Regions from separate parts of the Homo sapiens genome. Here region 1 is linked to region 2. Evidence: read pairs that join two places in POLR2A ChIA-PET (ENCODE). Cell type or tissue: PC-9. All regions are shown on one strand. Each heading gives the region's core, and the rest is flanking DNA. Links, peaks and the distances in the headings are about the cores only. Region 1 overlaps ANKRD42 (ankyrin repeat domain 42). Region 2 has its middle 5.0 kb from the start of PCF11.

Region 1 (4,406 bases), core at 340-4,339, 63 kb before region 2:
AAGGCAATCACTGGAAGGCGCACTGCCCCAGAGGACAAAGGCCCTCTGGGCCAGAAGCACCCAACCAGATGATTCAGCAACAGGCCTGAGGGTGGCCAGGGCAAGTGCCAGCTCATGCCATCACCCTCACAGAGCCCCAGGTAAGTTTGACCACTGAGGGCCAGGAAGTGGACTTCCTCCTGGACACTGGCACAGCCTTCACAGTTTCAATCTCCTGCCTCGGATGACTGTCCTCAAAGTCTGTTACTATCCGACGAATCTTAGGACAGCCTGTAACCTGGTATTACTCTCGCCTGCTCGGTTGCAATTAGGAGACTTTGCTCTTTTCACATGCCTTTCTTGTTATGCCCAAAAGTCCCACACCCTTATTAGGGAGGAACATATTAGCCAAAGCTGGGGCTATTATCTACATGAATATAGGGAACAAATTACCAATTTGTTGTCCTCTACAGATATTGTTAGACATTTAAGAGAGGAAAAAGGAGCTTGAACATTCAGTACCCTGGAATATGTTTAACCAATAGATACCTGGGCTCCTCCCCTTTCTAGGCCCTGTGACAGCCATCCTACTATTACTTGCCTTTGGGCCTTGCATTTTTAACCTCCTTGTCAAATTTGTTTCCTCCAAGATCAAGGCCATCAAGCTACAAATGGTATTACAAATGGAACCTCAAATGAGCTCAACTCACAGCTTCTACCGAGGACCCCCAGATTGACCTGTTGGTCTCCGACTGGCCTAAAAAGATCCCCTCTGGAGGACACCACAACTGCAGGGCCCCTTCTTCGCCCCTAACCAGCAGGAAGTAGCCAGAATGACTGCCGCCCAGTTCCCAACAGCAGTTGGGGTGTCCTGTTTTAGAGGGGGGACTCAGAGGAGGGGCCAGCTGGGCTTCCTGGGTCAAGTAGTGGCTCAGAAAGCTGTGAAACTCACTCATTTCCTGCATCAGAACTTACTTCGGTCCTGGATGGATAATATTGAAGATATATGCTTAAAATATGCCTTACACCAAAACATAAATAAAGAAGACAGAAAGCCTTTCCCAGACAAACAAAAGCCGAGACAATTTACGATCACCAGAACCATCTTATAAGAAATGGTAAAGGGGCCGGGCGCGGTGGCTCACGCCTGTAATCCCAGCACTTTGGGAGGCCGAGGCGGGCGGACCACGAGGTCAGGAGATCGAGACCATCCTGGCTAACACGGTGAAACCCCGTCTCTACTAAAAATACAAAAAATTAGCCGGGCGAGGTGGCGGGCGCCTGTAGTCCCAGCTACTCGGGAGGCTGAGGCAGGAGAATGGCGTGAACCCCAGGGGGTGGAGCCTGCAGTGAGCCGAGATTGCGCCACTGCACTCCAGCCTGGGCGACAGCGAGACTCCGTCTCAAAAAAAAAAAAAGAAATGGTAAAGGGACTTCTTCAATCAGGAAGAAGAAACACTAATGTGCAAATGGAAAACATTTGAAGGTATAAAAATCACTGGTGAAATTAAAAACATGGACAACCCTAGAATACTCCAATAATGTAACTGTGGTGTGTGATAACTCCAGTATGAGACTAAAAGACAAATCTAACAACAATAATAATAGCTATAGCAACCTGTTAAGAGATAGGAAATACAAAAATATGTAAATAGGTGAGGCACAGTGGCTTACGCCTGTAATCCCAGCACTTTGGGTGGCCGAGGTGGGTGGATCACTTGAGGTCAGGAGTTTGAGACCAGCCTGGCCAACATGGTGAAACCCCATCTCTATGAAAAATACAAAAATTAGCTGGGCATGGGGGTGGGCATCTGTAATCCAGCTACTTGAGAGGCTAAGGCAGGAGAATCTCTTGAACCCAGGAGGAGAATGTTGCAGTGAGCCAAGATCACACCACTGCACTCCAGCCTGGGTAGCAGAGCAAGACTCCATCTGAAAAAAACAAACAAACAACCCCAAAAATATGTAAATAGAAGCAACAAAAAGGCCAAATGTGGGAGAAACAGTTAACATGTAGGGCATTTTGCTTTTTCCTTGTTTCTATTCCTTTCTTTGTGACCTAAGGTAAGTCGTCATCTCTTTAAAATAATCTGTTATATCTATAAAATGTAAGACTCATGGTAACTACAATGCAAAAACCTATATTTACTAAAAAATAAAAAGCAAAAAATTAAAACATACTACCAGAGAAAAATCACTTAACCACAAAGAAAGACAAGAAGAAAGGAACGTAGGAGTTACAAAACAACCAGAAAACAAGCAACAAAATGGCAGCTGTAAGTCTTCACCTACCAATAACAACACTGAATGTAGATGGACTTAACTCTCCAATTAAAAGGCACAGAGTATAAAGAAACATGACCCAACTATAGGCTGCCTACAAAACACCCACTTCATCTATAGAAACACACGTAGACTAAAAGATACTCCATGCAACTAGAAGCAAAAAAAAAGAAAAAGAGTAGCTATATTTATATTAAATAAACTATAAGTTAATTCCACTACTGGGTATATATCCACAAGAAAAAAAAACAATGTATCAAAGAGATAACTGCACTCTCATGTTTATTAACACACTATTCACAATAGCCAAAATATGGAATCAACCTAAGTGCACATCAGTGATGAATGGATAAAGAAAATGTAATGTATATTCACAACGAAATATAATTCACACAAAAATGAATGAAATACTGTCAGTGCCACAAGATGGATGGAATTGGAGGTCATTATGTTAAGTAAAATAAGTCAAGCACAGAAAGACAAATATTATATGTTTTCATTCATATGTGGGAGCTAAAATACGCTGGTCTCATGAAGATAGAGAGTAGATTGATTGGCGATTACCAAAGGCCAGAAGGGTAGCACGGAGAGAGCAAGAACAGAAGTTGATTAATGGGTATAAATATACAATTGAGTAGAAGAAATAAGATCTAGTGTTTGACAGATCAGTAGGGTGATTATAGTTAACCATAATCTATTGTGTATTTAAAAATAACTAGAAAAAAATAATTCAAATGTTCCTAGTATAAAAGAAATATTTAAGGGATGGCTACCCCAATTACCTTGATTTGATCTTTATACATTATCAAATTTGATACAAATGAATGTATCAAATTATCACATGTACACCAAAAATATGTACATTTATCAATAAAAAATAATTTTATGAGAGCGATTTGAACACAAGCAGTCTAGACCTAAGGCCACATTCTTTCTTAACATCTATATTATTATAAATACTCTACCTGGTTATAAATAAAATAATCATACATGTTTAAAGAAACAATTGGATTTTTTAATGACCAGACAAGACCAACAAAAATGATCAAGTATATTTGATAAAGGACAATACAAAAATAAAACTGACCCCTACCTTGTATTACACACGGAAAAGTCAGTTCTAGGAGGATTGGGAATATAAATATGAAAGATAAATAAAATTTCTAACAGATAACATAAAGGAATGTCTTCATGATCACAAAATAGGGAAAGTACAGAAAGGACTAACTACAAAGGAAGAGATTATTAAAATGGACTACGTTAAAATTAAAACCTCTGGCCAAGCGCGGTGGCTCACACCTGTAATCCCAGCACTTTGGGAGGCCGAGGTGGGTGGATCACAAGGTCAGGAGTTCAAGACCAGCGTGGCCAACATGCTAAAATTCTGTTTCTACTAAAAATACAAAAATTAGCCAAGCGTGGTGGTGCACACCTGTAATCCCAGCTACTCGGGAGGCTGAGGCAGAAGAATCGCTTGAATCCGGGAGGCAGAGGTTGCAGCAAGCCGAGACTGCACCACTGCACTCCAGCCTGTGCGACAGAGCAAGACTCTATTTCAAAAAAAAAAAATAATTAAAACCTCATTTATCAAAAAATACCAAAGAATGAAAGAGCAAGCCATGAAGTAGAAAGATTAGAAAGATATTTGCATGAAAAGATATTGGTAATAAACGTAACTGACAAAGGGCTTGTATCTAGAATATATAAAGAACTCCTATGATTCAATAAGAAAAAGACACACTCTAACAGCCAATAGGCAAAAGATTTGAACTAGTACATCACACACACAAAAAAACCAAATAGCCTTTAAACGTACGAAATGATGTTCAACATCTTTAGTCATCAGGAAAAATGTAAATTTGAAACTGCAATGAGATACATCCATCAGAAAGACTAAAACTAAAAAAAAAAACTAATAATACCATATGTGAAAATGGAAATTGAAAGCAGTCTGAAAAAGCGAAGGAAGCCTAACACAAAATAATTTTTTGTTGTTGTTTTTTGGTTTTTCTTTGCAGTTTTTACAGTTTTATTTAAACACAAAACATGCACATGAGCTGTCTATTCATTTTCTTCACTGCGCAGCCTGGCGTTGGGGTTGGTGTGACTCCGATGGACAGCTGGGCAGCTCTTTCCACGATGGC
Region 2 (4,406 bases), core at 270-4,269:
TAATTAAATTTTTAATTTAATTTAAATTTTAGAAACCTCTGTTGTATCTAATCAATAACTCTTCTCATGTAAATTTTTTATATCATTAGAAAGACAGAAATGTGGACACTAAACACAAAAGTAGAAAGGACATAGGCCAGGTGCCATGGCTCATGCCTGTAATCCCAGCACTTTGGGAGGCCCAGGAGGGCAGATTGCTTGAGCTCAGGAGTTCAAGACCAGCCTGGCCAACATGGCAAAACCCCGTCTTCTACCATAAATACAAAAAATTAGCTGGGTGTGGTGGTGTATGCCTGTAATCCCAGCTACTCCTTTAAAATTTATAGACTGGGCGCTGTGGCTCACGCTTGTAATCCCAGCACTGTGGGAGGCTGAGGTGGGAGGATCACTTGGGCCCCAGAGGTTGCACTGAGCTGAGATCATGCTACTGCCCTCCAGCCTGGGCGACAGAGCCAGACTGCGTCTCAAAAAAAAAAAAAAGGAAATGAAAATTGAAAGCCAATCCCTTTAAAATCAAATAGTTATCGAGCACTGTCAGCAGGTAGAATTTCCCCCTTTTATATGTAAACCCAGTGTATGTAGATAATATGCAGCAATAATATTTACCTGTTATATATGCATATACATTTATTTATTCTTGCTAGAAATATGTAGTTTACTTATATAAACTTTTTTTATTTTTGGAGACAGGGTCTCACTCTGTCACCCAGGCTGGAGAGTGCAGTGGTGCGACCTCAGGTCACCGCAACCTCTGCCTCCAGAGCTCAAGGGATCCTCCTACCTCAGCCTCCTGAGTAGCTGGGACCACAGGCCTGCACCACTACACCCGGCTAGTTTTTTGTATTTCTGATAGAAGATGGGGTTTCGGCATGTTTTCCAGGCTGGTCTTGAACTCCTGGGCTGAAGCAATCCTCCCACTTTGGCCTCCCAAAGTGTTGGGATTACAGGAGTGAGCCACTGCTCCCTGCAACATTATTATTTACATGTTTTATAACCACAAAAGTAATGCATGCTTATTTTAAAGAATTCAAATACAAGTACACAAAGAAAAAATGAAAATTCCATCTCTCTGCCCTTGGCCATAAGGTAACCACTGCTCACAGTTTAATATCTATCTTTCCATGCCTTTTTCAATGAACGTACACATAAACACAATATGTAAAGCTTTTTTTTTGTTTCTTTAATTTCACCACCTTTCTGACTGGGAAGTGTAAATCTATGTTTTATTTTTACAAAAATATAATACACATGTGCATATATATCTATTTAATATTAATTACTTGCATTTATTTATTTATTTATTTATATTTTATTTATTTATTTTTTTTGAGATGGAGTCTTGCTCTGTCACCCAGGCTGGAGTGCAGTGGCACAATTTCGACTCACTGCAACCTCCGCCTTCTGGGTTCAAGCAATTCTCCTGCCTCAGCCTCCTGAGTAGCAGGGATTACAGGTGCCCACCATCATTCCCAGCTAATTTTTGTATTTTTAATAGGGAATGGGTTTCACCATGTTGGCCATGTTGGTCTCAAAGAACTCCTGACCTCAGGTGATCCATCTGCCTCAGCCTCCCAAAACACTGGGATTACAGGAATGAGCCACAGTGCCCGTCCTAACTTGCATTTTAAACTCAAGGTGTCACATTCATCCTTTCATGTGCATGGACTTCCTTTAAAGAACAGTCGAGATGCTGTATAATTCAAAGCATTTGTTTTTAAAGTCTGTGGCTTAGAAAGATAGCTACGGCAAGAATCAAGCCATTCTAATGTTGGCTCTAAACCAGGCTCTAAAATTGGCATGTAGTAGATATTCAATGAATATTTGTTGACTGATCCAGGCCCTGATTTCAATTTCACCTTGCTTGTCCATTGTTATCCTCCAACAGTATGAATAGACAAATGCAGCATTAGTTGAGAACTTAGGGTGGAGGTTGAACTTGGTATTATGGAGTTTAGAGATAGTGATTATCAGGAAAGGACCCTGGCTCACAATTCAAATGCGTGATAACCAAATTCCAAAAACCAGTTCATCATTTTAAGACTTAGAAAATATATTTTGCCAGCAATCTTTTCACTCATTTGCAGAAAAATATGATTTAGTGAACAATAGTTCTTAATTTTAAGTTTTGCTCCCATATATTTATCTTATCTATTGGCATCTCCTTCCATATATAGATGAAGAAAGCAAAAGAACAAGCAGCAAATGAATACTCACCTCCAAAACATGAATTCATAACTAATTGTACACATAATAATCTGCATTATTATATATTATTATCTGGGGTCTCTCTCTAGAAATAGAGAATAAAAAGTCTAAGCTAATAGAAAACTTCCAAAAATATTATTTCATAAATTTTATTTATAAAATGTGTAGTATCCTCTGGAATATATGTGTGTGTGTGTGTGTGTGTGTGTGTGTATTTGTATACACGTATTTAGAGAAAGAAAGAGAATAAAAGATATTCTTGGGAAAAAAGTTGCTTCTGTTCGTTCTTTCATTTGTTCATTCAGTGTGGCCCATGCTCTCAAGGAGCTCATAGTCAACTGGGTCAGATAAGAAATTAAACCAGGGTGGGGCACCGTGACTCATGCCTGTCATCCCAGCACCTTGGGAGGCCTAGGCAGGCAGATCACTTGAGGTCAGGCAAATATATAACATCTAACAGGTAAATATTATTTGCCAACATGGCAAAACCCCGTCTCTACTAAAAATACAAAAAAAATTAGCTGGGCGCGGTGGTGAACGCCTGTAATTCCAGCTACTTGGAGGCTGAGGCAGGAGAATCACTTGAACCCGAACTTAAGAGGCAGAGGTTGCAGTGAGCTGAGATCACGCCACCTGCACTCCAGCACTCCAGCCTGGGCAACAGAGCACGACTCATCTCAAAAAAAAAAAAAAAAAAGAGTTGTCTGCTTTGTGTGCCTAAGTAAAATATAATGTTGCTTAATGAAGGGTGACAGAGTGGAAGTGTCATGGGGAAAAAGCAAATGTACTGTATATCATACATTTGGTGGGGGTTGTAAGATTGTTTATTTTACACACTGCCATGGTTTGAATCTCCATTTTTTGTTGTTGCTTCTTCTTTGTCAAATATGTTATTTTGACATATGGGTTTGGTTATAAAGTTTATTCTAAAACTTATGTGAATTAGTTGTTTTTGTTTCTTTTGAGACAGAGTCTTGCTCTGTCGCCCAGGCTGGAGTACAATGGCGTGATATCAGCTCACTGCCAACTTCTGCCTCCCAGGTTCAAGCGATTCTCCTGCCTCAGGCTCCCAAGTAGCTGGGACTACAGGCGCGTGCTACGACACCCAGCTAATTTTTGTATTTTTAGTAGAGACAGGTTTCCACCATGTTGGCCAGGCTGGTCTCAAACTCCTGACCTGAAGTGATCCTCCCACCTTGGCCTCCCAAAGTGCTGGGATTACAGGCGTGAGCCACCTTGCCAGGCCTAAATATTATGTGAATTAGTTATAACTGCATTATATTCTAAAATTCATTTCCTGGCTGGGCAAGGAGACCCCATCTCTATATAAAAAAAAAAAGTTTAAAAAAGGAAAAAAAAGTAAAATTCATTTCCCAAATTGGTGGTGGTTTCTGTGAGTCAAAATAAAAGAGCTCATTCTCATCGCATAAGTGGTTTTCTGCTACTGGTTTTTGCTTGAGAGGCCTGGTTCATCTGCTTTCTCCAGAACTGTCCTGTGCCAGGAAATAACTTAAGCCAAGGCAAGCATAGAGCCTGTTATCAGACAAGAGAGTTAAACCAAAGGGATGTATACATGGATTATTACATGGAGAAACCATAATCAGAATAGTGGTTTAAAGCATGAAGTCTGATGAAATGATTGATTGTCTCTGCAGCAGCTTCTTAGCCTCATGACTCTTAGAAAGTTATTTAACTTCTGTAAGCTTCCGTTTTCCCATATTTAAAAAGAAAATAATGACAACTCTCACCTCGTAATGTTGTTATAAAGACGGAATGAGATGTCATACTCTATTGTGAGACTTTACCATTGTATATTTGACCCAGCAATCCCACTAAAGACCAATTTACTCAAACACGGGGAAATAAAATAAAAGAATGAAGAAACTGTACTACTGTAGAGCAATCTTTAAGATATATTTCGTTTCAACTATACCACAAAGCAACCATTTAAAAAAAAAATTCATTGAAAGAATAAGTAAAAAAATAAAGGCAAGATACAGAACTGTTTATATGATATTCCAGTACTGCATTAACTAAAAAAAATTCAAGGAAAAAATATATACATATAAATATGTATTTGTATGTACATGTAATATCACTGGAAGAATATAAAAAAGAGCTGGTAACAATAATTGCCTGTGGACCAGGCAACCAGAAGACAGGGCAAGAAGAAATCTTTTCAGTTAATTCTCTTTTTAGTG

What was found. Peaks named below come from ENCODE experiments on the same cell type or tissue, not always from the same donor. Only the 100,000 strongest peaks of a DNase experiment are listed, where the experiment ranks them.
Region 1: POLR2A ChIA-PET joins it to region 2 with 5 read pairs; 7 of 35 experiments call an interaction of 5 or more read pairs at or near these places.

What each region holds. Positions count from the first base shown.
Region 1 is chr11:83,213,322-83,217,727 of GRCh38, reverse strand. The region is part of intron 5 of ANKRD42 (ankyrin repeat domain 42); the gene reads right to left. It also overlaps the pseudogene RPL32P24. Among named protein-coding and RNA genes, the nearest start is that of ANKRD42, 22 kb to the right of the region's middle. In PC-9, for the core only: no CTCF peak of the experiment used is centred there; no DNase peak of the experiment used is centred there.
Region 2 is chr11:83,149,967-83,154,372 of GRCh38, reverse strand. No RefSeq gene overlaps it. Among named protein-coding and RNA genes, the nearest start is that of PCF11, 5.0 kb to the left of the region's middle. In PC-9, for the core only: no CTCF peak of the experiment used is centred there; DNase peaks (open chromatin) are centred at 2,572 and 2,892.